4 separate regions of the Mus musculus genome follow, and regions 2, 3 and 4 are each linked to region 1. A link is a loop called in an ENCODE intact Hi-C map of the cell type or tissue named here. Cell type or tissue: heart. All regions are shown on one strand.

What was found. Peaks named below come from ENCODE experiments on the same cell type or tissue, not always from the same donor. Only the 100,000 strongest peaks of a DNase experiment are listed, where the experiment ranks them.
Region 2: a loop joins it to region 1, with 2.9 times the contacts of the local background. A loop is called at or near these places in 10 of 42 quality-filtered maps.
Region 3: a loop joins it to region 1, with 5 times the contacts of the local background. A loop is called at or near these places in 12 of 42 quality-filtered maps.
Region 4: a loop joins it to region 1, with 5 times the contacts of the local background. A loop is called at or near these places in 13 of 42 quality-filtered maps.

Annotation. Positions count from the first base shown.
Region 1 is chr5:67,843,399-67,851,398 of GRCm38, reverse strand. Atp8a1 (ATPase, aminophospholipid transporter (APLT), class I, type 8A, member 1) reads left to right here and starts at 3,968. Exons shown (of 37, transcript NM_001038999.2): 1 at 3,968-4,237. The coding sequence starts at 4,189. In heart, CTCF peaks have their summits at 3,695 (motif pointing right), 3,992 and 4,824; DNase peaks (open chromatin) are centred at 3,918, 4,918 and 6,048; H3K4me3 peaks cover 3,274 bases; H3K27ac peaks cover 3,560 bases.
Region 2 is chr5:67,794,497-67,802,496 of GRCm38, reverse strand. The region is part of intron 5 of Atp8a1 (ATPase, aminophospholipid transporter (APLT), class I, type 8A, member 1); the gene reads left to right. Among named protein-coding and RNA genes, the nearest start is that of Gm52816, 32 kb to the left of the region's middle. In heart, a CTCF peak has its summit at 4,849; DNase peaks (open chromatin) are centred at 4,986 and 7,866.
Region 3 is chr5:67,773,716-67,781,715 of GRCm38, reverse strand. It overlaps Atp8a1 (ATPase, aminophospholipid transporter (APLT), class I, type 8A, member 1), which reads left to right. Exons shown (of 37, transcript NM_001038999.2): 7 at 2,683-2,756; 8 at 5,518-5,587; 9 at 6,866-6,993. Among named protein-coding and RNA genes, the nearest start is that of Gm52816, 53 kb to the left of the region's middle. In heart, a CTCF peak has its summit at 3,517; a DNase peak (open chromatin) is centred at 3,395.
Region 4 is chr5:68,009,667-68,017,666 of GRCm38, reverse strand. No RefSeq gene overlaps it. Among named protein-coding and RNA genes, the nearest start is that of Grxcr1, 18 kb to the left of the region's middle. In heart, a CTCF peak has its summit at 4,801 (motif pointing right); a DNase peak (open chromatin) is centred at 4,806; H3K27me3 peaks cover 248 bases.

The DNA of each region.
Region 1 (8,000 bases):
GGGATGTCACCACCCAGGATGGTCTGGGCCCTCCCCTGTCAATCACTAATTAAGAAAATGCCTTCTAGGCCTGCCTACAACCTGATCTTATGGAGGCATTTTCTTAATTGAGCTCCCCTCCTCCCAGATGGCTTTAGCTTGGGTCAAGGTGACATAAAACTACCCAGCACATTCCCATTTTGTTTTTTCTTTTGTAAGAGTTTTATAGTTGTTGTAACTTTTACACTTGGGCCTGAATCCATTTAGAATGAGTTTGAGCATATGGTACGAAGCAATGGTTCACTTTTATTACATCATCTGCTATAAAGACTTCTCTAATTGTCTGGCATGGCAAGTTCTTACACCCAGCAATGCCATTCCTTTGTACCTTTTTTTCTTTCTTTCTCCTTTTATGGTGTTTACTGTTCTGAAAGTCCATTATCCACGGCTGTAACAGAAGATGCTCGACTGGGTGATTAATGAAGCTCAGAGACTAGTTTCTTATATCTTTAGTGGTTGGGAAATCTAGCACTAAGGCAATGAGATCTAATGAAAGCCCTCTGTTCTGTTACTACACAGCAGAGGGTCAAGGGCATATGAGAGCACACACGGGGGGGGGGGGGGTCAACTCACTTTTCCCGCTCCCACAACAACATTTTGTTGTTAACCCACGTAGGAGAACACAGCCCTCATCCCTGATGTTGAAGTTTAAATACAGCTGATTCCTTGTGCCAATCAAGTTCTATGGGGTCCACATCCTTTTTTATAGAATCCAGAACCACCATCCCAGGGATGATACCACCCGCAATGGGCTGGGCCCTCCTCCATCCATCACTAATTAAAAAAATGCCTTCTAGGCCTGCCTACAGCCTGATCTTATGGAGGCATTTTCTTAATTGAGCTCCCCTCCTCTCAGATGGCTTTAGCTTGGGTCAAGGTGACATAAAACTACCCAGCACATTCCATTTTTTTTTTTCCTAGAGTAGTAGATCAGAGTGGGTATGTTTGCATCACTCTGGTTTTCTGCGGTTACTCAATAACACAAACCATCCTAATTAAAATTAGAATTAAGGGAAGAATTTCCCCTTAGCTCCTCTGGGGCGGTTCCTGAGAAAGTGATGAGCATTCATTATCTTGGAGCACAATGTAGTTGGTAACGAGAAGGGAGTCCAGGGGACACTACCATAAAGATGACTAGGAGTGGGCACAGCTGGAGTTCCTAACCTAATTTAGAAGGCCCATGGTGTCCTTAGATTGATAATTAAGACTCTGTAATTGAGCCGGGCAGTGGTGGTGCATGCCTTTAATCCCAGCACTTGGGAGGCAGAGACAGGCAGATTTCTGAGTTCAAGGCCAGCCTGGTCTACAGAGTGAGTTCCAGGACAGCCAGGGCTACACAGAGAAACCCTGTTTCCAAACAAACAAACAAACAAAGCATCTCACTGTCTAGACAATCTTTTTGTTTGACTGTTGTAGAGTTAGTGTCTTACTGGCCTATACTTGTTGCTTCTTGTCTAGCTGGAATGGAATGTCAGCCATCTTGTATTGATAGCTAGCTTTTTTCCCCCACTGCCTTCTAAGCCTAGCACTCGGGCCCAGGCCCTAACGTGAACTTAATGTATATTTTCTGCATAATGATAAAAAGTTATCCTTAAGGCGGCTGTCCTTAAATAGCCTGCTTCCTTCTTAGTCGGGTCAGCAGGCAAAGTAGTCACAGGACCTGAAAATGTTTAAATGGCTTGCTGACATCTGCATTCAACTGCAGATTCTGTAACAAGGTCATGTTGCTAGAACCAGAGTTTCCTGCCAGGGGCTGGCAGGATACACGTCTCACACAATGGAAGGTGAGATCTCTGAGCTCTGATACCAAGCTGATGCAGATTAGTGCACTTCTCAACCTCAATTACAGTGCTGAACCATGAAAATGGATGACTTTCTAACAACCGTGGGGGAGCAGATTTTCAGAAACCAAGGAGCTATGGTACTCCTGCCAATATGGATTCTGTGACAGGAGCATGTGGGAAAGAGCCAGGGGGAAGCCACAAGCTGCATCTTGCCATCTTGTCTGTATGAGAAACTGTTTTCATTTCCTATCTGAATGACCTAGGTTGTCAACTTGGCTGATGCACACATGTCAGGTGGCACTACAGAAAACAGGTACCATTGGAACTCACGTTAGATGGTTATTATAGTAAGCAGACGTGAATCTCACTGAAAGGCTCATAACAGTTACAGAAGGGATTGTTCATAAATCAAACAGATCATTTTTGGGTTCATAAAAATCTCATGTAAAATCTTAATCCGAAAACCACTCCCACTCCTACATTTGTTTGCTTACTTTTAAGCTGATTTTCCCTGCCCCTTGGTTCTTAGTCTTCCACTTGGTTTCAGACTCATTTATATCCATCAAGAGGAAGCCTGGTCCCCCCCCCCCCACACACACACACACACGAGATTATGGAGCCTAGGAGGAGTAAAAGCCGCCAGCGATGACAGTCTTGATAAGGCTGTATTCATTTTCTTTTTTTTTTCAAAGGACTACGGTTTTAAATTATGGCTATCGCTGGCACAGACACATTTACGTTTGAGTCTGCTCTAACCTAAGGAGATTCCAAGCACACTGGAAATAATATGTTTCCTTTGTTCTGATCCCAACCACTGAATAAGAGACAAGTGGAGAGGGTTCCTCATAAATATGTATTGACCGCCTGGGTATTAATGTGAGTGAGTGAGGTAGAACTCTGATTAGTGAATGAGATCTTCCGGGAAGTAGAGGAACTATCACGAATGGAGAGAAGATGCTATTAGCGGATTTTATTTATTTGTCTTTTTCCTTATGCTCGAGTTGCAGTCATATCTCTCTCTCTCTCTCTCTCTCTCTCTCTCTCTCTCTCTCTCTCTCTCTCTCGTTCACCCTCTACCCATCTCTCCTTTCTGGATCTCAAAGGAATACTAATAAAAAGCCTTGCTACAGGCTCTTTCCGCTAGGTGCCCAGAAGAACAGTACACGAAGCCAGTACCTTTTACCTTTATTCCTTTCTTACCCTGCTCAGGAGCTTGCTAGACACAAAGCTCCCCTCATCCTATCTCGAGGCTGAAATCGGGAACAAATTAAAAATACTGCATTTGTTTCGACTTGTTAGATTGGATTTTACTACACAAAATAAAAGGCACTGAGGTCGTGCTGGTCTCTAGGACATAACGACTTGTAATTAACATCTTTATGGATTTTATACCGACGCCCCACTAGGCTTTGAGGATAAACTACTGCATCGAACTTTCTGGAGCAGAAACCACAAACAGCATAATTTTTGCTTGGTTAACCACGTGGTCAACAGTTGGTTTGGTTGCAGTTTCAGAGCCTTAACAGGTTGCAGAGGACGAACTGGTGGGAAGTACGGGCTCACACACCCACGCAGGTTGTGTGGCTGGAAGCCTTAAAACGACAAGAGGAACCGTTCCAGTGGCTTCAGGTCTCACAGCCTGCTACTACAGAGGGTTCACGTTCATCTCAGGCCAGGAGTCAGGCTGGGTGTTGAGATAGGCTAGGATTCCACTCAGAGGGCGAATGCAGGGTCCCCCCACATCAGCAGAGACGTCACCCACAGAGTCTCAGAGGCTTAGACTCAAGCTGCCCACACCGAACCCAACACCCTGGCGCTGAGGACGGTCGGTTCTATCGCATTGTAGAGCCAGAAGGTGGCTGTAGGGGATGCCAGAGCTTTCAGAGCTAAAGAAGCTCTTCCTCTTTTATTAAGGCTTGGGACACTTGTACTGGCCTCAAGGAGGGCCGAGGTGGGCCGAGAAGCCGAGAATGCTAGATCGAAGTCCCCTCCCCGCGGATGGTACGGTCCGAACTGGGCGGGACCTGGAGGCTCGGCGGCCCTGTCCCCGCCCCACTCCAGGAGGCCAGCGAGTGAGCGCGCGCCCCGCAGACCCCGCCCCCGGCGCCGTCCCCGGCTCCGCCCCTCGAGCCCGCTCCTCTGCCACTGCGGGGAGACCTAGGCGGCTCTGCGGACGCAGCTCCTTCGCCGCCTTCCCCCTCCCGTCCAGTGCCCAGGCGGCTCCTGGCGGCGACGCTGCCCTGGGTGGGAGGCGCGGCCCCGCGGCAGCTGAGCCCTCTGCGCGGCGCAGCCAGCTCTCCCGCCCGCGCGGCGCCGTGACAGGTGCAGGGTCCCCGCCCGAGACCCACCTGCAGGGGCTGTCGAGATGCCGACCATGCGGAGGACAGTGTCGGAGATCCGCTCGCGCGCGGAAGGTGAGTGACCGCCGCAGCAGGAGGCTGTGCGCCCAGAGTGCGTGGGGGCAGGTGCTAGCAGCCTGGGGTCTGACGTGAGTGTGTGTGTGTGTGTGTGTGTGTGTGTGTGGCCGGGAAGAGACACCTCATCCCATCTACACCCCCTCCTCCTTTTCCCAGTAGTCTGGTTGTCGCCCCTGATCGCCAGTGAACCCTTCCGCCAGCTCTGCCTTCAGCGCACTAGCAAATGCTTTCCAGGATCCAAAACCTCGGAATTTATGCGCTGGCGGGAGCCCCAAGGTTTCCTTTACACCGCAACGCGACTGTTCAGTCCTTGTCTCCCAGAGCACTCGCCCGGCTCTCCTCCTTCGCCAACAGCGCACAATCTTTGCAATCTGCCTGTTCCCAGTGAGTTTACCCGTGCCCATGAATAGATCCCTCCAACCTACTATCTCCAGCGCCCACCATTGTGTTGCCCCCACATCACAGCTTCCCGAAGAGCGGGTTTGCCATTCCCAGGCGTCGCAGATTCTTTGATCCACTGTTCCCAGCATCTCTAGGCTGGAAGAGCCTTAATTGGGTTTGGGTGCTCAGTGGATACCAGGCTGCGTTCCAGTCTCTGCACTTCTGCCCCCTGTGGCTCACCGGGCTCTAGTTTGAGGTTTCATTTTTGTTTTTCATTTTTGCTTGAAGCCTGCACTTCGGCCGACTGAACTGACTTGAGTAAGGTGCATGCTGCTTTTGTTGCTCCACCCAGGGCCAGCTGTTGAGTGGTTCCACTTGTAGGAAGTGTGCAACAGATGCCCTAGGTTATGGGCTAGGACGCTTTGGCAAAGACTGAGATGGTGCTGTGCACCCTGATTGAGGAGCCCTTCTCCTCCTGTCTGGCGTGTGGCAGGCTTTCAATAAACACCTCTTGGTTTTACTAGGACAAAAAGGAAACGGTATACTTTTATTTTCTTTCTTTTGTTTGTCTGTTTTTCCATTCCAGTAACTCTGCCCTTCAACGTTGTGGAATGGCACTATTTTGAGAAATAATCTATCTTGTTACCGTCACTGATTCTCATCCCTGCCCCCATCTTGACCGTGAGATAGATGATAACGGGGTGGTGGAGGTGGAGTAGAAGCAAGGAGAATAGGATTTCTGGGGGCGGGAGTAGTAAGAGCTGTAAGGACCTCATGTGAAAAATAGGAATTCCGGGCTCTAATATGTAGGCAAGAGACAAGGGAATCAAAACTGACCTGCATCTTAAGAATTTAGTATATAAGCGTATTTTTTTTTCAATTTCGAGGAAAATGAATGAATGCACTAACCACAGTCTGAATGATAGAAGCAACAAAGTTAGGATAACTGGTGTTAAAATATTATTTATCACGCCAGTTGATGTTTTTAAATACTAGCAACCAGCAGGTCATATATTAAGGGGGAGGGAGGGAAGAGAAAGAAATCTAAAGGCAAGGTAAAGCTGCTGTCACTTTGACAGAATATACAGTAGCATGGAGAGGCAGCGGTAGGCACCTCCTGTGTTCAGAGCGCTTTCACAACAATTGCCTTATGGGGCTCTTGCACCACTTCTGGAGGCTGTTGAAAGTGGAGGAGGATGGCTGAGGAGACCTGGCTCAGAATGGCTCAATGAGTTGATCAAAGGGAAACAGCTAGTTCAGTGATATACTGTATCAGGGGCTCAGAAAGAAAACAAGCGCTCCTGCTGCTGAGTCTGTGCAGCCCTGAGTATCCATCGGTGTCAGGGTCCTCCTGCTGCCTCCGCCTCCGGAATGACCCTTCTTCCGGATTGGTTGATTTCACTTTAATATGAGCCAGCAGATAATATCTCTGGGACTGGGGGCTGGGAGGGAGGAGGAGGGGCGTGGCCTGTTGATTGGCCTTCCACAGGTTCCTCTCAGAGGGAACAATCTCCTTTGACAGCTCTTTCTTGCTAGATAAGGCCTTATTCTAAACTGCACTCACCCTGGCCTCCATTAGAACAGGATGGGCGCCTGACACAAAGGCAGCCAACCCCAATCGAGTCACAAGTTTGTAACCTTGGGGATTTGTAAAATAAATAAATAAATAAATAAATAATTTCCCATGCTACTATATCACTACTGGGGAACTTAAAGTTAGAGGAAGAATGAAAATCGAAGCCAAAGGGGGCAGAATTGAAGGGGGCTAGTAGGAGAGAAAATGGATGACTGTAGTATGCCCTGAAAGTAATACCAAATTAGGCAGCAGGAACTGGGTAAAGAGCCTCAGTGGAAGAGATCTAGTATGGAGGCCTGACCTTAGGCCCCCTGCCCTAGTTTGCTATTCAGAAGTCTATGCAGGGTTAAGGCATTCCTCCTCATTTGAAGCGACTTGTGTGGATTTCTGTTCCCCCAGTCTAGATTGGCCCGACGCACAGCTACTGTGCACTTGAAAGTTGTTTACAGCCAAGGTGTAAAGAAAAGGCTTAAATAAAGTGGGCAGCAGATCCTCTTAGTGGGTAGGTTGTTAACTGAACACAGGACTTGCTGTGGGTGGCACACATGCTATGGAAGTGTAGGACTTCGGTCTTTGCTTAATAATGAGCCAGTGAGTAGGTAGGACTGACTGCAGAGCCCACTTGTAGTGCCAGCTTCAGGTGTGGAGGATCAGAAGGGGATCGTGTTAAATGTGGATCCTGATTAAGGAGGTCCAGGTGCTAGAACAGTCACACTTAGGACAGGTTCAAAGGTCATGCTGCTAGCTGCAGATAGCAGGCTCTTCAAGGACATTGCCATCTGTTTCAGAGCTGGAAAGTGGTGAAGGTAATCATAATGGCTTGAAGGAAATGGTTAAAAATGAGCAAGGCTTACATGAGACTTCAGGAATGTGGCTACGGGCTGAGGGAAACCCCGGAAGGAGGAGGGGGTAGGTTTGGACAGGTGGAGTCCTGCTGGATCAGAGCACTGTCAATGCCAAGTGAGTCACTCGGATACACAGCTGATGAGTATTTGGAAAAGGTCTTAGATTTTGCCTAATCTAATTCCTCACTGAAGCATGCTACTGATATACAGTCACTGCCAGCCTCCACAGCCACTGTGGAGCCAAATCCTTGTAACAAAGTGGCACCCCAAACGAACCATGTCAGGTCAGACAAGAAGCATGGGGAAGGGTTCTGCTGGTCAGGCGCTGTGGCTGATGGGTCATGGAGTAGTGCAGAGAAAATGGGGACGGAGAACCAGAGAGAGTTTGGAGTAGTTTACATGGGCATTCTTCGGCACATATCTGTCCAGTTCCTGTAAGAGCCCACCTAGGTGTGAGGGGTACCTCAGTGTGCACATCGCTATGAAGAAGGAACAAAGCAAAACCCGTCAGATTGTTGAGTTTTGTTATTTGATAAAAGTTGTTGGAAAAACAGCCAAGGCCAGATGTGTAAAGTGGGTGAATAGACCTGAGGATGAAGGAGGCTGGGTGGGCTCGCCTTCCTAATTTGCTGTAGACCTGGGGAGAGAGTGTTGCAGGTAGAGGGACAGCCAGGGCAGAAGCCTCAGGGCAGGGGAGTCTGGGGTGTCACAGGTACACAAAGGTTGAACTCTATAGGGAGTGAAGGGCAAGAGCCAGACAGCAGACACACACACACACACACACACACACACTCACTCTCTACTTTGTTTTTGAAGAGAGGGTTCTCGATCAATAGCTTTTGTTGTTGTTTTTTATTTTCACTTTACGAAATGAGATCCCAGTGCCTGAAAACGAAGCTTCTTAGGTGGTGCCCTGAAGAAACTGTGGGTGTGGACCCACCCAGGTGCCTCCTGGGGT
Region 2 (8,000 bases), 49 kb after region 1:
ACCCATTCTCTAGAAGAATACTTGACTATAGATAGCAAAGGGAAAACAAGCTGGGAGTGTGAAGGAGCTTCCTTGAGAATTCGTGATCTGGGGTGAGAACAAGATGAAGCAAGCAGTTTTTGCATCATTGTGTTCTGGGCTGCTTTCCAGGCACTGACCAAATATGAGCGTGGTAAGAGCTCTCACACTTTCTTACCTACACTGGCCGCCATTGCACCATCATTGCTGCCCTGGCTTTGCCTGCTGTGAACACAGAACGCAGTATCCACTTATCGCTTCTATTATTCAAAGCCCTAGCATGTGGCTCTACTCGAGTGCTTCGGTTTTTTTCCTTGCAAGTCTAAATTACCTATACCACCTCTGACTTCTTTCCATCTGAGTTTTTATTGTGCGCGCGCACACACATACACACACATACACAGAGACAGACAGACAGACAGACAGAGACAGAGAGAGACAGACACAGAGAGAGATAAGGCAGGGGGTCTCTCCTTGTCTCCCCTGAACTAGGTTGTTTTTGCCAAAATCATCTCTGTGATGTGGCAACAATTGTCACTGTTACTGTAATTTGTATACCGAAGCCAGTCTCCATATGAATTCATAATGGTGGTTCTGCTAGCTCTCTTTTTAAATTATAAAACTATGTCTCCATTTTCTGTGGAATGCTATGAGAATCTCATGGAAAACCATGACATAGAGGACTGGGAAAAAGAGTTTGGGTACAGACTAAGGTAGTTGGAATAATTTATAATTGCCTAATGACTAGAAATGCTGTTTTAAAATCCCAGGTTTGGACATACTCCCTACAGGAATCTGTGTGTGTGTCCAGAAAGTGAGGTGTGCGAGACAGGGCCTCCTGCTGACCCCCTGGCTTGGTTCTATTGTTGGATGAGAGCCAATATTACTAGAGTTAGTTTTCATAATACCTTCTCTTACTATGATAGTGCATATTTTGTGAAAAACATACCTTTGTTTAATGAACTTTTTTTCCTGTAATTTAATTTTGTAGAAAAGGCTACATGAAATTCTTTTAACCTAGGTACCCTTTTCTAAAAAGATTCATTTTATTATTTTATTTTATGTGTATGGATGGCTTGTCTGTATGTACGTCTGTGTAGACATTTGTGTCTGATGCCGGTGGAGGTCTGAAGCAGGCATTGGATTCCCTCAAACTGGAGTTAGGATGACTGTAGACCACCACCCCAGGTCCTTTGTAAGAGCAACAAGTGCTCTAAATGGATGGGCCCTCTCTCTAGTCCCCCGAATCCAGGCACACCGTAAACATCACAAACGGACCTCCACCTAGAATTTCCTTCCTAATGCTACAGAGGCCTTTTCCAGAGTGGAAGAGAGGTAGTGGTTGTCAGCACTCTCACGGGAGCCTGAAGTGCGGGAAGTGGGTGGTTGCTTCCCCGCCCTGTAAACCACTTCTCTTTTAAAGTCCTCTGGAGAAAAGGCATCGAGGTGTTGTTTGGGTAATTCAATCTGAAGTGACCCACTAACAGGCCAGAGTCCATCTGCTTCAGTTCACTTCAGAGCTGACAAAGGATTAAAATAGCACCAATTCATGGGCCTATTGAAAAGAGAGAGCAGCACCTTCTGTCTCCCTGCAGGCTCCCCACGCACGATGCGCTCCTCGCATCCAGTGAGCCTGCACATGCACCTTGCTACATGGATGTCAGCTTACCTGTGTACAGTCCTTAGAAAGGATTGTTTCCCGGGGCTGAGAGTTATGTATGTGGATAACATGAATAACCTCACACATCTCAAAAGCTGGTAATATTTCCAAATCAGTTTGAATGTCTTAGGAGTGTGTGTAAGTTGAGCCCATTGGAAATCCTCCACTATAACCTTAAATAGGGAGTTGGTATTTATTTGTGGAGAAATACAGCCCAGCTTGTGTTTCATTTCTCCTATGAATTAAAGATGTACACAGAGGGACAAAGCCCACTGAGGACATATAGGAGCACAGTTGAATGGACAGGGGTCTGACTTCAGAATTGCTGCTTTGCCTAGCTCTTGGCTTTCCTTCCTGTGTAGGCATAACTCTCTCCCCTAGCCTTTCTTCGTCTTTCTTTCTTCCTTTTTTCTTTTCTTTTTTTTTTCCCGTTACACTTGCAGGTACTCCTACCTGTGTTAGCCTAACCCAAATGAACTGCATGTCCAGATTTCCTAGGAAAAATAGGTGTGATTGAAATATATGTATGACATTTGTTATTTTCCTCTAATCAGTCTGTCTTGAGCACCTCCCCTGTGCTACGGCCTATGCGGAAATACACAGTCTTCATTCCCGACCCATAGGATGTAGCTGCCGGCTTACTCGGTTCCTGAAAGTAACGATGGGGTTTTACATGGGAAAGGCTGCGAGAGAAATAAAGAGCCAAGACAAAGTTTTCTGATGAAGGCCAGTGTTTACTTAAGAGTCTGAGCTTATAAAGGGGAGGAACCCATCCTCCACCAAGCCAGGATCCCCTGCTTTGTCAGGATAGTGTTAGAACAGGTTCAGCCTCTCAGCAGGTGGTGGCGTCTTGGAGGAAAGCTGCAGGACAATAGACTTTACCTAGGTCGGAAGACTCCACCCTAGCAAGTGTGGCAAGCCAGGTCTGAGCAGCCTGCTCAAGGCTGAGGGAAGGGCGCAATAGGACATTATGACCAGGGAAGGGAGATAAAGTGAAGATGGATATACAAGCCAGAGAGTGTATTGAGGACCAAATGAGAGAAGTGGAATTCACAAATGACTTCTGGGAGTTTCATGATGAATGGTTGTTAAATGACTGAGCAGAGAGCTTGGGACACTAACTGTGGATGAAGGGCTACCTACCATGGGCAGCTCTGTGGAATGTGCGCAGACGTGAGATTACACCTGGGAATAGCAAATGATTGGCTTTGACATCTTCAGAGATGTATGTTGGAGAAGCAACAAGAGCATGGATAAAGACAAGTTGGGTTCATGGTTAGGGGAACTTTTGAAAACCCTGGTAAGAAGACTGGAAAAATTGTTGAAGGGTGTGAGTAGATTGCCAGTATGATTTTTAGAAGTTGACAGCTGTATAGGGCAAGGCAAGGCACGGCACAGAAATGGCCTTGTTTTTTTATTGATTAGGGATTGAAGCTAGGGTGACGACTAGGAAGACATAAGGGAACCTGTGGTAGTTAGATTCCCGTGGGCTGGAGGTGGAGGAAGGAAACCCTGCCAAGTTTTAGTGCTGACTTAAAGAGGGCCAGGCCTGAGCTAGCCGCCCCACCCTGCTTTTCAGAAGTCACAGGGCTTCATAGCGCTGAACTAAATCTATATCCAGTTTTTAACAGAACAACAGTTGAGGAGCTTTAAAAACAAAAGCCAAGGAATTGTGAAGTGATTGGTGGGGTCAGGCAGGAAGATTTTTTTCTTGTAAGAAATTTCTCAATGAGGTAAAGAAAAAAATGAATGGCTTATGGTCCATTGGGTACTAGAGATATTGAGAGTAGAGGATTGTGGGTACTAGAGGTTTTGAGAGTAGTGGATTGTGGGTACTAGAGGTATTGAGAATAGAGGATTGTGGGTATTAGAGGTTTTGAGAGTAGAGGATTGTGGGTACTAGAGGTATTGAGAACAGAGGATTGTGGGTACTAGAGGTTTTGAGAGTAGAGGATTGTGGGTACTAGAGGTATTGAGAATAGAGGATTGTGGGTACTAGAGGTATAGAGAACAGAGGATTGTGGGTACTAGAGGTTTTGAGAGTAGAGGATTGCTGGCCCATGTTCTTGTCCTGTTACTTCCTCTGTACATTTACTTTTAAGGTGCTGGCTCTCAAACTTGGTTATGACTCCGAGTCCCTCAAAGGGCTCCTTAAAACACAGATTGCTAGGGTTACCCAGGAGTCCCTGGATGCCTGGAATGGGATCTCAGCGCTGCTGTGTGACTGGCAATGGGACAGGCTTTGGAGGCCACTCTAGAGTTTTATAATTGAGATTATGGAAATGCTTCCAGCTGACTTGCTGCCAGTATGAACAGTCTACCCCAAGAGACATCAACTGATGACATTTTCTTTGTCCTTTGTGTCAGTAGAAGACAATGGTTTGACAATACACGTAAAGATTTAATTTGGCCTTTATAGGCAAGTTTAAACAAAATACTTACATGTGTGGTCTTTCTGGGCCACATGACGATTCCACCTTTGAATTGTCATTACAGTGAGAGTGTGCTAGGTGGGTGTATAAGGGCATTGGTTTCTTTTATTTACACAGGTCTAGAGGTCTTGGCTGCACTTAACATTCACCGTAACCTAAAATCCCTCTCAAAGGCTTACTTCCAGAGAGGAAATGAAGCGCACTTACCTTTCCTGTGTGTGTGTGTATATGTGTGCGTGTGTGTTTCTACTCCATTCTCTGTGATACGCTTTAAGATCTGCCTCTTTCTCCCTACTTTGGGAAGTAACTGGCTGCCGAAGGAAGAATAGCCAATAACTTTCAGAGACATTTCTAGTGACAGATTGCTTTAAATCGGGAGATGGGTGGCATCTTCTCTCTAGGAAGCCCTGAGCGTATAAAGGAGCCAGGTTGCAGTGCTTCCTGTCTGACTCCCAGGGCCTCCTCCAGGCCTTTGGTGAGGAAGGGCCCAAGGTCTCTAGAAGAATGTTTGCCTTTCACAGAAGAAACCCACTGCACCAAAGCTGCCAGCCAGTATCCCGCTGGGTTAAAATGGGCTCCTTTGAGGTGTTTGTTTAATGTCTGAGCCCTCCGGTGCAAGTCACCCTAATTAGACTGTGTAGAAACTGTAGCAGGTGTGTTTGGATGGCACAGGGTAAGGTGGAGGAGGCTCACAAAACTAAGAATGAGCTGTCAGAACACCTAGAGGCCATTTAAGAGTCTTTCCTGCCTCGGGTTTACTCTCCTTCCCCCAGAGCCATTAATCATCTCCACAGGAAGCCAGGTGGGAGTGTTGCTACCTTTGGACCGACAAAACTCAATAGTCTCTTGGCAAAGGACACTTCAGTATTTCCTGCTTTCTCCAAAGTAGTTGGAATGGAGCTGAGAAGAGACTACAGATTTAAAAAGCTCCGTTCCTGGTCCCTTGCCAGCACACTGCCTGTGATGGTGCTTGTTTTAATTGTTCTAAGGGCTAGATGTCAAGAACCAGTTCCAAAGGGGAGCCAGCAGTGAGCTGTGACTGACAGGTGTCCTTGGCTGCGGATCAAGCCTTGATTTACTCAAATGTTTCCTGTTGTGCCTGATTCTTTTTTTTTTTAACATCACCAAGTTCTGTACTGTTCTCAGAGCCTAAAGGGTGTGTAGCCTCAGGCTGTGTGTTTCCTTTATTTCTGCCCCTGGGGCAGAAGAAGTGGGGGAAAGGGTGATGAGAACAGCCTCATGTCTGCCAGGTCTTTGGTGCCGAAGACGCATGGAACGAGTGTTGAAAATCCGGATCCCGCTGCAAGTTCATAACATACTCTATTCAGTTCGGCTTTTAACTGTGCCGATACATAACGGCAGGATGCACATTGATTAAGCCAAGCGCGTGCAGACTTTGAACTATCAAGTATTCCCTGAATTGACACAGTTGAAGCGGTTTGTGTCTGTCTGGGTTGTGGTCAGTGCAGTGAAATTTCGCTGGTTGCTGTGGTGAATGTGTTGCTGTGGCTGCCTGAGGGAGAACTCTGGCTGTGTCTGATGTGAAGTGGAAGCAGACTACAACCACAACTCACGGACTTGCTCCTGCAGGGTACAGGCATGCAGATAAGAGTTCTGTGTCGAAGTGGATGCTCACAGTCAGCTAATGGATGGATCATAGGGCTCCCAATGGAGGAGCTAGAGAAAGTAGCCAAGGAGCTAAAGGGATCTGCAACCCTATAGGTGGAACAACATTATGAACTAACCAGTACCCCGGAGCTCTTGACTCTAGCTGCATATATATCAAAAGATGGCCTAGTCGGCCATCACTGGAAAGAGAGGCTCATTGGACTTGCAAACTTTATATGCCCCAGTACAGGGGAACACCAGGGCCAAAAAGGGGGAGTGGGTGGGCAGGGGAGTGGGGGTGGGTGGATATGGGGGACTTTTGGTATAGCATTGGAAATGTAAATGAGTTAAATACCTAATAAAAAATGGAAAAAAAAAAAGAGTTCTGTGTCACTTGGCCGTGGCACAGAGGAGAAAGCCCGAGTTTCCTCTAAGTGCAGCTGTCGGTTGGGTTGTGATAATGCGTTGTCTCTGGAGCATCTGTCAGTGTGAGTCTGAGCCTTGGCCTAGATCAGAGCAGGATGGGCTAGCGACTAGACTGTGCCATGAACCACCTGAATCTCCTCGACCCTCCACCCAAGAGCAGCTTAAGAAATGGTGCTTGGGAAATTGTTTGCCAGGGAAAAGTATACACTGATTTTGATGGGTGAGAAGTGTAGTTAGTAGATAGAGTGTTTTAAAAACCAGTCTAAGGGTGTATATAGATTGATAACTTACCTGATTGAACAAGCTACAGTCTGCCTTGATTGCCTAGTAGATGTAAACTGTGGGAACTTCTACCCAGGCTTCCCTGGGACCAAGATTTTTATATTTATCAGGGAAGTTCAAAATCCATGTCTTAGTGCAGTAGCAGGAACCTCATGTAGCTGTGCCTAGACATCGCCGACGTGCCTGGTGCTTTCCTGGCCTTCCCTTTTGTGTAGCAGCGCATCCTTTCCCTTGATGTGAACGTAGCCTATGTGGATTGAACTCAGGTACTTGATATTTGTGGCAGGCACCTTACACATTGAAATGTCTTGCTGTTCCCCTGCTTCACTAGCCTGACCAATTGTCATTCATATAGCCATGCCATTCAGTGTTTGTCACAAGCCAGTTGACTCTGTGTTTTGACCTTAATATCATTGTCAGGTATAAAACATATGTATGTATGTGTGTGTGTATACATATATATGTGTGTGTGTGTGTATGTATGTATGTGTATATATGTATGTATATATATTTATGTGTATGTATATTTTTTTCAAGAATAAAACATCTTTGAGTCTGACGGCATGGAATAGTCGTGCTGTGGTGAGGAAAAGCTGCAGCCTTTCTTTGGTGAACCCATTTGCCTTACTGGAAACATTTATTTCCAACTTGATGAAATGTGTCACTGAGAGCCAGGCATGGTGGCTCATGGCTAACCTGGTACTTGGGAGGTAGTACTTGGGAGGTAGAGTCAAAAAGGATAAAAAGTTTAAGGCCAGTCTCCACTTGTAACAAATTCAAGGTTATCTTACACTACATAAAGTGGTGGCACCTTCATTTAATCCCAGCAGCCAGGAGGCAAAGCAGGCAGGTCTGAATTCAAGGTCAGCCTAGCCTACTTAGAAGGTTCTGGGTCAGCCCACATTGTATAATGAGAGCCTGTTTCCAGAATGATAAAAGGGGACAGTGGGATGGTTCAGTAGGTAAGGTGCTTGCCACCAAACCGGAGGACCTGAGTTCAATACCCAGAACTACAAGGTGAAATGAGAGAGCCAACTCTCATAAGGTGACCTCTGACCTCCACTCAAGGGACGTACATACACATAAGAGTTAATGTAATGATTTTTTAAAAACGAAGGAGAGGGAAGATACAATGTCATTGACCAGCACTGCATTTAAACCTTTTTAGGTATGTAAATTTCTTTCAGTCCTCCATATTTTCCAATTACCTCCTCAGTCATAAAGCAACAGGAAACATTTGTGTGGAGAGAATGTACCTGCGGTCTCTGGTTGTCAGAGGCAGAGATTCCTGGTGATTAGAGCGAGGGAGCAGGCTTAGGGTCTGGAGACAGGAGTAGGGTTGGAAGACCACTCTGGAAGGCAGTTGGGACAGTAGCTGTGTTTACTGGAACCAGAAGAGTGGCCGCGCGCTATTTTTACATGTGAAGTAGCAAACATCTGCTACAGTGGCGTCAATTCAAGAGGACCAGATTAGATGGCAGAGCCGGAGGGGTAGCCCCAAGCTGACATCAGAGAACAGAGGGTGTTACTTCATCTCGTGTTACATAACACTTTTAATCTTTTTAGCAACTTAC
Region 3 (8,000 bases), 70 kb after region 1:
TGAGTTGGGGACTCACTGTTTGCCCAAAGCAATAAGAACCCTGACAAATCACTCCCAATAGTTTCTGACCACAGCAGAACTTTAATTTACCTTCATTCCATACTCAAGGGTGAAAAATGCTACCATATGATAATGAAAAATTGCAGTTTATGTTGTTTGAATTATAATGAGAGTCTCATAGTTATGAAAAAAATCACCCTACAAGATAGATAGATGTGTATTTGAGTCTCAGCTGTTCCACCCATCCTGAATATGTGACTCAGAAACATAGAATCTTAGATGTTTTCTTCCTTTCTAAATTATAAATTAAAGTGACTGCTCGCAGATATCATTTCTTCACTTGTACAGAGACTGCCTTAAGTAGGGAGAGGTTTTAACTGTGGGTTCCTCCTTCTTATTTTTATGCCAAAGCAAGAGCATCTAAGAAGTTGAGATGTCAATCAAACATGTAGAATTGATCAATACATTTTCTTAAATAACAGATAAAAACAAATATACATTTACCTCTAGTTTTATGCCATTTTGTGAAGATTAGAACTTTTTAAAAAAAAATTCTGTGCATTAATACAATGGGTTGTGTATATATATATATATATATTTTTTTTTTACTATCTTTCTATGCAGATAATTAACCAATTCCCAGTTTTCTTTCAGGTAAATGTTGGAGATATAGTTATAATAAAAGGCAAAGAGTATATACCTGCTGACACTGTCCTTCTCTCGTCAAGGTAGAGACACCTACTGATGCTCAAACAGTGTAGAGGATGGTTTCTCTACCCTGCATTGACCTTGTGATTTCTCCAAGGAAATAAAGAATAAACGAAGAATTTCAAAACCTCTCATGATTCTTAATTAAGCATTTACAAAACTGATTGGCCTCATGTGTGCCATATAGAATAAGTAACAGGTACTACATAACCCAGACTGAAAGTCGCCTCTTTCTCTGGCTCCAGCCAGATCCCTGTGGTGTGTGTGGACCACTCTGTTTATGAGTCCCTGTCATTTATATGATGCTGTCCATGGATTGGGCTCAGTTGCTTTTTTTTCTCTTTTCAGTCCTCACTTATAATAAATTCCTTTAATGTGCAGTCACCTCTCTCGCTAACTTTCCTATTCCTCGCAGTGAAATGATACAAGAGAATGGATGGGTGATTTCTTACTGTCATTGTGCCTTTCCGTATGACAGTTTTCCCACCAGACTGAGTACTTTATTCTTCCTTTCATGTCCTTTCTGTTACTGAATATAGATAATTTTTTTGTTGCATTCACATTTTAAGATAGTTGTGAATCAGTATTCAGAACATATGGCCTTAGGATTAAAAACTACCACACTAGTCCTTGTATAAATTTAGGATAATTTAAAACCTTACAATTTTAGTTCCGAAATAAACAAAGAAGAAATGTGTTTTAATGTACTTGAGGTTGTTTATCATCATTTCCTTGGACAGTTTGATTTGTAAAATCCACATAAAAATATGGACAGTGTCCTTTTTTCAAAATCTATTTAATCAGGTCATGATTTAAAATGATTGGATTATTTTTTACAAGCTAGTGATGCATAATCAGGGAGGCGGGTCATTCCTTGGCTATTTATAGAAACAGGTATTCCGGCGTTTGAAATAACTCAGGCTGTTTTGGTTTCCCTATGTGGCGTCTCTGTGTAGCACAAATGACTGTTTTCTTTAAGTCTGGCTTTCTGTCCTTAGTTACCTTTGTCGACAGCTTTGTCCGAGAGAGTTTCTAAGATGGCGTCATCAGCTTCCTGACTTTACTTGTCTACATGGGAGCGAGCTCGAAAGGAAGCTTCAGGTAGCTTCAAGTTCGAGGAGGAGTATCATGCCAGTTCTATTTTTTCATTAACTTTTAATCTGAAATGAGCAAACTGAAGTGTTAGCATGTAGCCATGAGTACATGTATGTAGCAGAAACATGGAAGAGAGCAACTATGGCTCTCATTCAAATCCAGGCAGATTCTTGGTATGACTTTCATATGTCTCTGGATACAAGGGCTTGCCCTCCTATACTCTCGGAACCACCACGTGTTACTTATACTTTATTAGTTATTAAATCACTTCAACTGGTGCAGTCATGGCCCCTCACAGCCTAAGACAGGAGTCTGTGCAGCCGTCCACTAAAGATAACACGATAGGGATGCAGTCAACTTTGAAAAACGTTTTGGAGCTGGAACAAAGTCACTTTTGTAGTGTATGAGAGAGGGGGCCGGACATACTTGTTTTTCAAATATCTCACAATTAGTTTTAAAATCATTTCTTTGCTGATTTGCGAGGAGTAAACAAAGTTCGCAGCAAATTGAGGAGTTTAAGGGAAGGAAATCTGTATGATAAAATAACTCTATAAAACGTTTTTATTTAATTTGATAAATGCTTATATGTAAACTTTAAAATGTTTTAAAGTTTCACTTTAGAAATTGAACATTGGACGGCTTAAAAAAAACCAAATGAGTTTATCTTTGAATGTTAAATATTTTCATTTCTCCCTTCAGGCCTGATCAAAATAAGTTTTGAAAAAAATCGGCATTAGACATTTTTATTAACATGAATCCTCTTCTATAATGATTTCAAACCTTCTGTCTCTTTTGTCCATTTGTTTGGTTTTTATTTTTTCTGTTATTCGTTTCTCCCCCCCCCCTCCCATTTTAATTCTTTTAAACTGGGACGTGTAGGTGGCAGTGGGGGAGATAGTGAAGGTGACCAATGGGGAACACCTCCCGGCAGATCTCCTCAGTCTGTCCTCAAGGTCAGAGCCTCAGAATGGGACAGGGTGTGTGTACGCGGGTCCTCGCCTTAAACCAAAGAACAACTGCACCCAAATGCAGTTGAGCTGGCTCTCCTTCTCTAACGCACAAATGCATATCCTTCTAGATGTGAATTGGAAATACTGTAAAGACGCTTTATGAGTATAGTTGCTGGATGTTCTTTGTCTCTCAGCCGGGCAGATTGAACTCCTATTACGCTCCATAGGAGTCCAAGAGATTTTAATCTCTCGTGCATTGAGTCACGTATGTTTTAACAACATGCCTTGCCTTTAAGGCTTTAGTTATTAATTCTCCAGGATACGGTATGTGAACAGTGTTAAGCTTTTCACGAGACAATCAATCGAAAACCGATTCCATTCTAAGGATGCTTTCTTATTCTATTTTAAATTATTTTACAAGTTCTGTGGAATTTCTGCAGTAACTGCGACTAAAATTTGGGCTTGTATAGGGTTTATAGAGGACCCCTGCACGAGGCTGGATGTCATATATTTTCATACTGCATGCTTTGGGCTCCGTCTTCATCCCAGCTGTAACTTGTGAACCAACGCACATTGCTGTGACCCGTGTCGGCCGTCTGCCGATGTCTGTCCTGTGGTGTGCATCTTGTTTCGTTTTTCCACTTACTAATCATAAAGCTTGCTTTGCCTCTGACCGTGGTTTGTGTCTTGGGTGTTACCATGACTTGCTGACGTCTTTATGAGCTAGCATGATTACTGACTCTGCTGCCTCTTCAGGGCCCTTAGAGCTACTGCAGTCACAGCTGTCTGAAGTCATTGTTAGGAATGTTCCAAATTGGGATGAATTTCATTGGCCTGGCATCAAGTGGAAGTCAGCCACTTAAACTTGCTAATTTCTTAATCCTTTCAAGCTCAATACAAATTGTTTTGTGTGGAGGGCAGTATTAGAAGGTTCTTTCTAGAAGTTTTACCCTAAGACTGGCTTTGGATAAGCATATTTATCAGTAACATTTTAATGAGTTTTACTGCCGAGATTAAAGACTTGGCAGTCTCAGTTGCTGTTCTATTTGTTGCCGTTTTTCTTTGTTAGCAGAGAAATGTGTTTTACAGCCTTTCCAATGACTATGTGGAAATTATAAAGTTGGGCAGCTGCCAGAGTGAGAATAACTATTGTGACCGTGAGTTGAAAATATTTTGGGGTGAATAGTTGAGACTGAAAATATTAATATGGAAAGATTTCTCTGATTGGGAAATAGCAGCCTAGGTGAAAGAAAGCTCGTAGGGAAACCTTGGAATGTGTGAGGTGACTTTAAAATTAATCTATAAAATTTGATTGATGTCTAAGTCTTTAAGTAAAGCTTTTGTTAATTTCAAGGGGACAAAATTAAGTTTATATGCTCATTTCTGGCACTTAGCGCAGTCTGGTTTGCACATGTACAAATTGGAGGTTGATTAAAAAAAATTCCAGTGTTTGCAACTTATAAATTTCTTTTCTATTTATAGTTATTTATCCGATAACAAACTAGGCTACATATTATGTAGCTAAGTGATAATGAGATTGGTTTAAGTTAAGAATACTTTTTGGGTTATCTTCAGAGTGCTTTTTTTTTTATAGATTTAAGGGTTAACTTTTTACAGTCAGGCCACACTCATACATCTGTAGCATCCAAGAAACAAAAAACAAACAAACAAAAACAGTGAGACGGCTATAATATAACTGGAGAACACAGGCCACAGGTCAACACATCTAGAGTTCACTTCAAACCTCAGATGCAGCTGCTTTAGGACAAGGAGCAATATGGCCAGGTGGACTGCTATTTGCTTCTCGGTCAGGCTGGGTTGATGGACCAGTTTGAATAGTGCTTGCTTATATACATGATGACCTGAGTCCAGTCCCTGAGACCCTGCATGAAAAAAAAAGCCCACTTGTGGTGTTGCACTTGTAAACCCACTGCTAAGGAGACAGACACCGGCAGACCCATTGAGCTCACTGACCAGTCAGCCCTGGTCTACTCTGCGAATTCAAGGCCAATGAGAAACCTTGCCTCAAAAATATATGGACAGCACCTGAGAAACCCACATCTCAGCTTATATTCTCACCTCCACACATCTGTATGTGTGCTACTCCACACACATGTACCAGGCCACAAATAACATGCATGAACACATACACACACACCTCTCAATCAAGTTTTTTTTTAATACTAAAAATATAAAGTGTAATGTCCACTTTCATTGTAAAATCCATCCTTTAAAAACAGCCTTGAGTTTTTACTATCACGTGGTCTATGCGATCTTGTGACCAAAGCTAAAAGGCTAAAATAATAAGTACAAGCTTGTAGATGGAGCAGTCTGGAAGTTTTTAATCAACCATTTTGCATAACCAATTTACATGTGGGCCATGAGCATGAAACAGGACATTTCTGAGCTGGAGATAAGTCTGGACGCAGACCTGCTTTACACTGGCAGAAACAGTCTGTGTTGTGCCTACATGGATAAGCGGTTTTAAAATAGGGTGGCTCTTTATGATGATATCTTGAAGACCATTACTGAGTGCTGTCAGGAAGTGGCTTTTGGGGGTCTTCTGGCTGGAAGGCTGATCCATGAGTGCCGTGCATGAGTTGTGCCTCACGCTGTCTTGCCATTAGAGTGAAACCCATCAAGAGGCTAGGTGGCTGTAGCTTTGTCTAGAATAAATGGCTTCGGTGAGTCTGAGCACTTAAGTAAGCTGGTCTCTTCCTTTCCTTTCCCAACTAAATCTTTGTTTTTCAATTATGAACAACAGTGAGCCCCAGGCCATGTGCTACATCGAGACATCCAACTTAGATGGTGAAACAAACTTGAAAATTAGACAAGTAAGTTCTATATATCAGCTCGTAGTCACAGTTCCGTGATATGTGTTTAGAAGCCTCTGTCTAAAAGGGATTCTGTCTGAATACAACTATTTTCTCTTTGAACCATTGTGAAAAATAGTTTGTAAACTGCTTAGAATTAAGTAGTGTGGGACTCAGATTTAGTTTGCTGGTTGAGTATGTTCCACTGTGAAATATTACTTACAATATTCTAGTTAATCTGTATAATAGCCAATGCTTGAAATGATAATAGTAGTAGTAGTATTTGTTAGTGTGTGTATGTGTATGTGTGTGTTTGTGTGTGTGTGTGTGTGTGTGTGTTTTAGAGAGAGAGAGAGAGAAACAGAAACAGAGAGGCAAAGAGAAAGACAGACGGAAACACAGAGAGAGTATGAATCCAAGTGTGTCCTCGTTGGCCTGGATTCACTATATAGATAGATCAATGGCCTCAAACTCACAGAGATCTACCTGCCTCTGTGAGCCCTGGAATTATCCCGTACCTGGTGTTCTAAGTTCTTTGACATGTTCACTTATTTGTTTTTCTTGGCCCCAGTTAGCATTGGGTTTGCCATACCGAACAGCCAAAATGTCCATTGCACTTTAGAAACACATTTATATAAATGTGGGGATATAAATTACTTCATATTTCTATATTGGGTTTTTCATATTATGTTCAACAGAAAACAACAGTAACATTTTCTTGATAAAGTTTTAAAAGGGGCATTTATTTTAAATACATACCCTTGGCTTCTTGATGGTTGACATCAATTCCAGTGAGGTGTTTTGGCGGCGGTAGAACTGGATCATTAGGAGGGAGCTAAGCTTAGATGGCTAAGGTGGATGTCCTCACTGCCAGTCACTTCCAGCTGAGGGAAGGACTCCTCCGAAGCTCTCTCCCTCTCAAGACAGGATGGAGTAAGAGAAGGAGAAAAGGAGGAAGGAAGACAAAACTTTTTCTTTGAATGCAAACTCTACTGTGTTTCACCACCTCCTTTAGACTTAGGAGACAGAAACCGTACAGCAGCCAGTATTGACTTTAGCTTTAGAAGTGATGCGCTGAATGCTTTAGAACTTTTATAAAAGTTGTATTATTTTGTGCTAAAAGTCTGTGCTCACATGGAGAAGAAAGGTACCCATAAATTACAGTTTGACAGTATTATGTAAGGGGAAAGAATTACTTGCAGAATGGTGCTAATCCTTATCTGTCTAAGAGCTTAGAAAGTACCCTACCCTCATAATGCTTACTTAAAATACTGTGTTTATTTGGGAATGTGCCAACAGGGCTTACCGGCAACATCGGATATCAAAGACATTGACAGTTTGATGAGAATTTCTGGCAGAATCGAGTGTGAAAGTCCAAACCGACATCTCTACGATTTTGTTGGGAACATAAGGCTTGATGGCCATGGGTATGTAAACTCCCATTCTCTGTGTCATCCTGTGCCACTGAGTGCCTACTACATCTGCTGACACAAGGTTGTCTCCTGTTCTAGATACTGACTTTCAGCAATAGTTTTAAGCATGTCTATATTTCAACTCATACATATCCTTTGTAAGGATGCTGAATCCTGACTCTAATTCATGTACTGTCATCAAAGACAGTCCCATGTTCCTGTCACTCTGGGAGCTGGATGTTTTCAGTGATATCCCAGGACTCTAGAATATTCTTTATGTGTAAATAGCCTGTGGCTGGTTCTTTGGCTGAATCTCCTGCCATGAACTTTCCTGTCCCAAGCCCATGGCCGCAGTCCAGTCCTTTGATGTCTAGATGCCCGGAGGAGTTCAGACTGTACCACAATAGCCAGATAAGTTTTTATCTCCTCTGTTTATGGTTTTTCCCTAGGCCATGCTATCATGTGTAGTCACTGGTTTCTGCTAACTGATTCTCATCTTTCCTACCACTTCCTTAACTTCCCATACCCATTTAACTAGAATTTAGTATACACTTGAGTTCTAGGTGTCTAGACGAGTGGTTCTTAACCCTCCCAGTACTGTGACTGGCTCTGTTCACGCAGTGTAATCTATGACATTCCCATGCTCCTCTCAGTCTGGCAGTTGGATGTTTTCAGTGATATCCCAGGACTCTGAACTATTATTCTTTATGGGCAAATAAATAGCCTGTGGCTAGTTCTTTGGTCCTTTAATATAGTTCCTCTCATTGAGGTGACCCTCAACCATACGATTATTTTTTTGTTGCTACTTCATAGCTGCAACTTTGCTACTGTTATGGATTACAATGTAAATATTTGTGTTTTCCAGTGGTCTTAGGTGACCCCTATTAAAAGGGTCATTCAATCCCAAGAGGTCATGGCCCACAGGTTGAGAACCACTGGCCTAGACCATTTACAAATATTACTTAGGCCGCTCTGAACAAACCAGATCAATATTATATTCCTGCCCTTTTGTCTCTTTTCAT
Region 4 (8,000 bases), 170 kb before region 1:
TATGATAAAAACTTCAAGACTCTGAAGAAAGAAATTAAAGAAGATCGCAGAAGATGGAAAGATCTCCCATGCTCATGGATTGGCAGGATCAACACTGTAAAAATGGCTATCTTGCCAAAAGCAATCTACAGATTCAATGCAATCCCCATCAAAATTCCAACTCAATTCTTCAAAGAATTAGAAAGGGCAATCTGCAAATTCATATGGAATAACAAAAAACCTACGATAGCAAAAATCTTCTCAAGGATAAAAAAACCTCTGGGAGAATTACCATGCCTGACCTAAAGCTGTACCACAGAGCAATTATGATAAAAACTGCATGGTACTGGTATATCGACAGACAAGTAGACCAATGAAATAAAATTGAAGACCCAGAAATGAACCCACACACCTATGGTCACTTGATCTTTGACAAGGGAGCTAAAACCATCCAGTGGGAAAAAGACAGCATTTTCAACAAATGGTGCTGGCACAACTGGTGGTTATCATGTGGAAGAATGCGAATTGATTCATTCCTATCTCCTTGTACTAAGGTCAAATCTAAGTGGATCAAGGAACTCCACATAAAACCAGAGACACTGAAACTTATAGAGGAGAAAGTGGGGAAAAGCCTCAAAGATATGGGCACAGGGGAAAAATTCCTGAATAGACGAGCAATGGTTTGTGCTGTAAGATCAAGAATCAACAAATGGGACCTCATAAAACTGCAAAGCTTCTGTAAGGAAAAATACACTGTCAATAAGACAATAAGACAAAAAGGCCACCAACAGATTGGGAAAGAATCTTTACCTATCCTAAATCAGATAGGGGACTAATATCTAATATATATAAAGAAGCCAAGAAAGTGGACTCCAGAAAATCAAATAACCCCATTAAAAAATGGGGCTCAGGAGGAGGAGGAGGAGGAAGAAAGAGGAGGAAGAGGGAGGAGGAGGAGGAGGAGAGGAGGAAGAGGAAGGAGGAGGAGGAGAAGGAAGAGGAGAATAAGAAGACCATCAGCTGAGACGTGAGCTCTATAGTTGCTATGCACTGCTCTGTATTCTGCCTACCTAATGTTGCACAATGTATCTGAAAAGTGTTTTATTTTATGGCTTAAAAAAAACGGGGCTCAGAGCTAAGCAAAGAATTCTTACCTGAGAAATACCGAATGGCTGAGAAACACCTGAAAAAATGTTCAGCATCCTTAATCATCAGGGAAATGCAAATCAAAACAACCCTGAGATTCCATCTCACACCAGTCAGAATGGCTAAGATCAAAAATTCAGGTGACAGCAGATGCTGGTGAGGATGTGAAGAAAGAGGAACACTCCTCCATTGTTGGTGGGATTGCAAGCTTGTACAACCACTCTGGAAATCAGTCTGGCAGTTCCTCAGAAAATTGGACATGGTACTACAGGAGGATCCTGCAATACCTCTCCTGGGCATATATCCAGAACATGTCCCAACTAGTAAGGAAGAAACATGCTCCACTATGTTCATAGCAGCCTTATTTTTAATAGCCAGAAGCTGGAAAGAACCCAGATGCCCCTTAACAGAGGAATGGATACAGAAAATGTGATACATTTACACAATGGAGTACTACTCAGCTATTAAAAGGAATGAATTTATGAAATTCCTAGGCAAATGGTTGGACCTGGAGGCCATTAATCTGAGTGAGGTAACCCAATCACAAAAGAACTCAAATGATATGTACTCACTGATAAGTGGATATTAGCACAGAAACTTAGAATACCCAAGATATAGTTACAATTTGCAAAACACATGAAACTGAAAAAGAACGAAGACCAAAGTGTGGACACTTTGCCCCTTCTTAGAATTGGGAACAAAACACCCATGGAAGGAGTTACAGAGACAAAGTTTGGAGCGGAGACAAAAGGATGGACCATCTAGAGACTGCCATATCCAGGGATCCATCCCATAATCAGCCTCCAAACGCTGACACCATTGCATACACTGGCAAGATTTTGCTGAAAGGACCCTGATATAGCTGTCTCTTGTGAGACTATGTCGGGGCCTAGCAAACACAGAAGTGGATGCTCACAGTCAGCTATTGGATGGATCACAGGGCCCCCAATGGAGGAGCTAGAGAAAGTACCCAAGGAACTGGGGGCAGATCTGCAACCCTATAGGTGGAACAACAATATGAACTAACCAGTACCCCGGAGCTCGTGTCTGTAGCTGCATAAGTATCAGAAGATGGCCTTGTCTGCCATCATTGGAAAGAGAGGTCCCTTGGTCTTGCAAACTTTATATCCCTCAGTACGGGGAAATGCCATGGCCAAGAAGTGGGAGTGGGTGGGTAGGGGAGTAGGGTGGGTAGAGTCTGGGGGACTTTGGGGATAGCATTTGAAATGTAAATGAAGAAAATACCTAATTAAAAAAATTAAATTAAACAAAAAGAATCTGTGATCTCAATGTTGTGTAAAAATTTCTATCTATCACAACTGATTGGGATAGAATAGTTCAGAAATTCTCAGCAGTTTGTCCTGGAAGCTTGTAAATAAAAATTCCAGGTTTCTTCATTGTATCTTTATCGTGGAGCTAAAATGGGCAGAGGGGTTGTAGAAACACATTGTTGTTACCTGGGAGCAGAGACAGCATAAATCACACACACCCAGAAACTGTCCTTGAGTTGGCATTCCTAGGAGAACCAACAGCCATGGAGGTATAGCTCCATTTTCTAAGTTCTAAAATTCCAAAGACCCTATAAAAAGATGGGGGATGTGTCTAGATGAGTAAAAGTACTTTTCATTCAAACCTGATTCTCTGAGTTTGGATACACAGAACCAATTTAAAAGCCAGCCACAGCAGCGTGGATCTGTCATCGTAATGCACTTCCTACAAGAAAAGAGAGGAGAGCTGGAAACAGGCGAAGCTCCAGATGCTGTGTGCCCGATAACACACAGAGGTGAAGTGACCCTGTCTAAAACAAGATGGAAGGTGTAGATCGGCACTCAAAGGTCCTCTGACCTCTACACAGTGCATATGTGCCGTGATTCACATATACTCCCACCCACACTCGTGAACAAGCAGAAACATACACTCACCTATGCGATGCACTTTTTACAGCCTATTCAGTGGAGAGCTTCATCTGCAGCCCTCAGCAGGTGTGTTTTGAGCTGCTCACCTGAACCACTCTTCTCCTCCCCGAGTCTGGCTAACAGCTTGAGTGACTGAGCAATGGGAATACAATCTCGAACTCAGATTACAGAGAAATAGAACATAGCAATTCTAGGCTCTTCAAAGGCAGACTGAGACGGAGGAAATAGCTGTCTTGATTCTTGGCTCTTCTCAAGACTTGGTATTATGCCCTGCCTTATGTTGCTGAACTTTATATCCCTGTATACTTGAACTCGTTTGAAGCTTCATGTGGCTTCCAATCAACCTCTGAGGTGCCAGGGAAAAATTCATCAAAGTAGTTGCTCCTTCCTATTACCAAACTGCACCAAAATTCCAATGCAAGCGTACTATCTTTCTGGAACTAGTAAGTATGATAGATTGAATTTAAGTAGATGAAGCATTTGAGTGAAATGATGGTGATGGTTTAGACTACTTTGGGAGTTTTGCTTGCTCTTATGTGTTGAGTGGTCATTGCTTTTAAATGGGATCCTGTCACAAATGCTCATCTTTCCCATCTTCTGCACTGCTGCCACAATCTCCATCTCTCTCAATAGGGCTACCAACACCAGAACATCACCTATGCTTCCTTGGAAACATCACTGGTGTCTTCTTCCTACATTCAGAGTCCCCACCTCAGCCCAGCTCCTCTGTTGAGAACCTCCCTCTCAATTATAAGATCTAGGTGTATCACAAATCTACAAACCAGCTTTGACTTCTATATTTTCTAAAGCATGAAAAAGCATAGGTCAAAAAATCCAAAGGGATGAAAGTAGACTAGTGAGCTCCCCTAAAACATTTGAAAGATTAACATCCATTTCTTATGCTCTTCTGACTAGCAGTTTCATAAAGTTCCATGGTTACTTTCACCCCCCATCAAAGTGTTTCCATGGGATATTTTCCCTTCTCTCTCTCCCATTCTAATTGCCTCCTTCCTTCCTCCGTCCCCTCTGTTGGTGAAATATTTTGTTCCATCTTTCTCCACTTCCGATTTTTGGGCTCTGGCACCTGGTGAGCACATGAATGTTCTTCAGTTGTAGAACGTGATGCAGCTGGCCTTTTATGGGAAATGGAAAGAGGCAAAACCCTTCTCTGATGGCGTGCGGGCTCATCTGGCTTTTTAAGACTTGTCTTTATGATTCATATTGTAAAGACCTCAATGACATTCTCATATCAAGAGAGCAGCCATGGCCCTGAGAGCAACCCCTTGTCATAGAAGCAGATGGAGCTGAATCGCCTTAATGGTACATTTAATATTTTATGAATGAGCTCTAACCTCTGAGAACCATTTCATTCAGCAAGGCTAGGTTGTAATTCAGTCAGCGATTCCTAAAATATGGTTACTTAAAAGTCTTTCTTAAACTGTACCAACTGTAGCACAGCATGATCTCCCTTATAATTCGATTATTTTATACCCCCTTTACTATTCTGAAAGAAAACGGATAGCTGTAAGTTCCACCCCCATAGAGACAGCCCAATCATCCTACAGTTTCTTCTCCACAACTCTTAAACAAAAGTCAAGTTCTGGAAACTGACAGGATTGATGTGTGATAACAAAATTTACATTACAGCTGATCCAGACATACGATGAGACACCTAAAAATCCCTGGACAGGGCTTCCCTTAATGACACCACCAACCACAGCCACCTACCACGTAAGCAACAGCATGCAGCAGTTTCCAGAATGACCCCCAGGGGGCAGTGCATCCCTGACCGAGAGGCACTTATGTAATTTATCTTAAGTTTCTCCTGAAGTAGTTCTTAGCCCAGCTCCTTCTGGTGCTTTAGAATTCCCACATGCTTCCCTTCCCTGTTTTCTTATAGGTGTGATTAGAATTCCCTCGGGTACATCTACTGCTCCTTCCTCAGAACACTGGTGTTACTCATTGTCTCCACAGTGGATTAAATCCAATGTCTAGCTCCCATGTCCTGCTAAGCAATCAGGATTCAAAATTCCTTAAGCTCCTGCCCTCAACGAACCACTGGCATAGAGAGAATAGAGATGGATAAATCTCTAGTTGTTGGCTGTTGTTGTTGCTGCTGCTGCTGCTGTTTCACAAATGATACCAGCACTGGAACATACAACTGATAAGTTGCTTTTTGGCCTGGGAAGACAGACAAGTAGAGCCTATTTTTGTGGCCTATTTAGAGGGTTTGAACGTTTGCTGTTTTGAAAGCTGAATTTTTTTTTTTTTTTTTTTTTTGGCCTGTAAACTTGTAGTCTTTCAGAAGCCAAGATTTACAATATCCAATTATGAAATCATATTTGAATACAAGAATCTGGCTGTGTATAAATTATTTGGAGTGAGGCACTCCATTCTAGTCAGGCTACTTCCATTTTTGGATGCTTTATAAATAACAGTGTTGATGATATTTATTATGACTGTTTACTAAGAAGTGTCCTGTGTGTTACTTCTTTCAGCCCTTAAAACAAACCTGCACAGTATAAAATATATTCCCAATTTTACACATGAGGAAACCAAGGCACAGAAACATTAAAAGTATTGCTCAAAGTTATCAAAATAAGAATTGACATGCAAAACGAATTCCTGCAGCCTCGCTTTAGAATGTTGGGATATCAGAAATGAAAACCCAATTTCCCAATGTTGCTCTCTCTCTCTCTCTCTCTCTCTCTCTCTCTCTCTCTCTCTCTCTCTCTCATTTCTGGCTGAATGAAACCCCTTGTTCTATTTCTGGAAAATATAAAAAGCCTCTTATCTTTTGTGTTTCCGTGTGTGGTGAACTATGCGCCCTCAGTCCTGTGCAGTGGAAAGTTTTCATTTTCATGTCTCTTATGAACCCGCTGGAAGATCACATAGGAACAAATAAAATTCCTGGGAGTAGAAAGGCAGCCAACATGTACTTGACAGTGGCATGTCCTTTACAGATCTGGCTGTGGTATTGGTGGATGTCCTTAGGAAGCAAGAGGTTCAACATTTTGCAGTGATGACTACTAATTTGTTTTAAGAAACATCATGTCTCAACAACTATAACATTCCTACAACTTCTAGGATATTTATACTCCTTTAAAGGAATAGAAAGAGCAATTGGTTGGATCTGTTATACTGCTGGGCCAATTGTAGGAATGAGATATGGGCAAAGCTCAGAGAAGGAAGGAGAAGGGAGCTCAGAAATAATACTCCATTGTTTCCATTCTCAAAGAAGAAAGTCAAGGAAGCCATATGGATAATTAGGGAGACTTTGCAAATTAAAACTGTGTTTCAACGGACACATTTTTCCCTTAACACTGCCCCATGCTACCATGCCTCACGATGACCTACAAGATCATATTTACACTCTTCAATTAAATCTTAAATTGCAATTATTTTTATTGATGTGCTCTGTACATTGTTGACTACATGGCCTATTGAGAGCACCAGTATCATTGAGGGCTTTCGTTCCCAGTCTTTTCCCCTGATAAGTACTGGGCACCTGCTCCTCCATTATTCTCCTGTCCGTAGCACACCTGCTGGTCTCTAGAGCATCTGGCTTGGCAAAGTTACCTATGTATTTGCCTTCGCCTCTCTAATTACAATTCAAAGCCACTGTTTTATTTGGGAAGGAAAGACTAAAATAAAACCTAATCAAGAGAAAGGAAACGATCGAGTCCTAAACAGAGAGTCATGCAGTCATGCTGGTAGAAAGAAATAGGCTAATTAAGAAAATGAGAGCAAAGGGGACATGCAGGAGAGAGAGTCAGGGACAGTGGCATCAGGACAGAGGGTCAGGGAGCACTGTGACAAATTCAGACCTGACTTTCAAATGAGCACTTGTGTTCAAGGAGGGGTGAAGCAGATAAGGCCCCATAGCAGATAAGTCAGGCATGGGTTGTGTTCAACACAAGGCTAGGTTGAGGTAAGGGACTGGTCTGAGCAGGATTCTCAGAAACCGCCCTTCAGGTAGGGACTCTGTCATGTGCCCATCATGATGGTAAGGAAAGATCTAGAAAAGGCTAAGCAACGAGTAGCAGTTTTGGGGACCATAGAGGGTATGTGACGGTTCAGAGTCAAGACCCAGGAACAGCAGGGATTGATGTAAGAAAAGTAAAATCCCAGTTACCTGGACACGGCCAACAGCATGGTACGTGGATGCAGTCAGTGCTTACTGGAGTTTTGCCCTCGGCTGCCTGATGGACGAGGTTCACTCATTTGTACTGAGTCTTATTCTATATCCTATAGTCTCAAAAAAAGGGGGGGGGCACAAGCTCAAAACTCAAAGCTGAACCTCAGAAAACTGAAGCTCCCCAGATCACATGTAGCATGTGGAGCAAAGTGACAATAAATAAAGAAAATAATGACAAAGGAAAACATGGCAGTTGAATGAGTATCACAGCATCAGTATGGAAGCAGACCTGTAGCCCAACCTTGACAGCCACCCACCCCCAAAAAATTCCATTTTGAACTGAAGCAAACAGTTTTGAGGAATTTTTATACACTTCTCTATAAAATTAAGACATAAAAATGTAGAAAGTAGGAGAAAGGGGGAGAGATCGTAAGCCATGTACCTGAAATATCCCCATATGATCTAAAGGTTTAGAGTTGTTGTTGTTGTTGTTGTTGTTGTCATTTTTACTTTTCCTGGTTGTTGTGTATAAACTTCCTAGGAATGACCCTAATTATGATTTAGACCTTAAAGGTCTCCCCAAAGTCAAGTCTCTCCACCTAATGAGAGTGTTAGGAAAAGATAAGAGGAGAAAGGAGAGTAGAGTGAAAGAGGGTGTAAATGTAATGAAAATACATCGTGAATATATGGACGTGTTGTTCAGTTCATATCCACAATAAAACAGCCTTCATTGTAGCACTACTGTATGATGCTTGAATCTTTAGGAGGTAGGGCTAGAGACAGGAAGTTAAATCATAAGAGACCCATCTTTGAAGGGCATA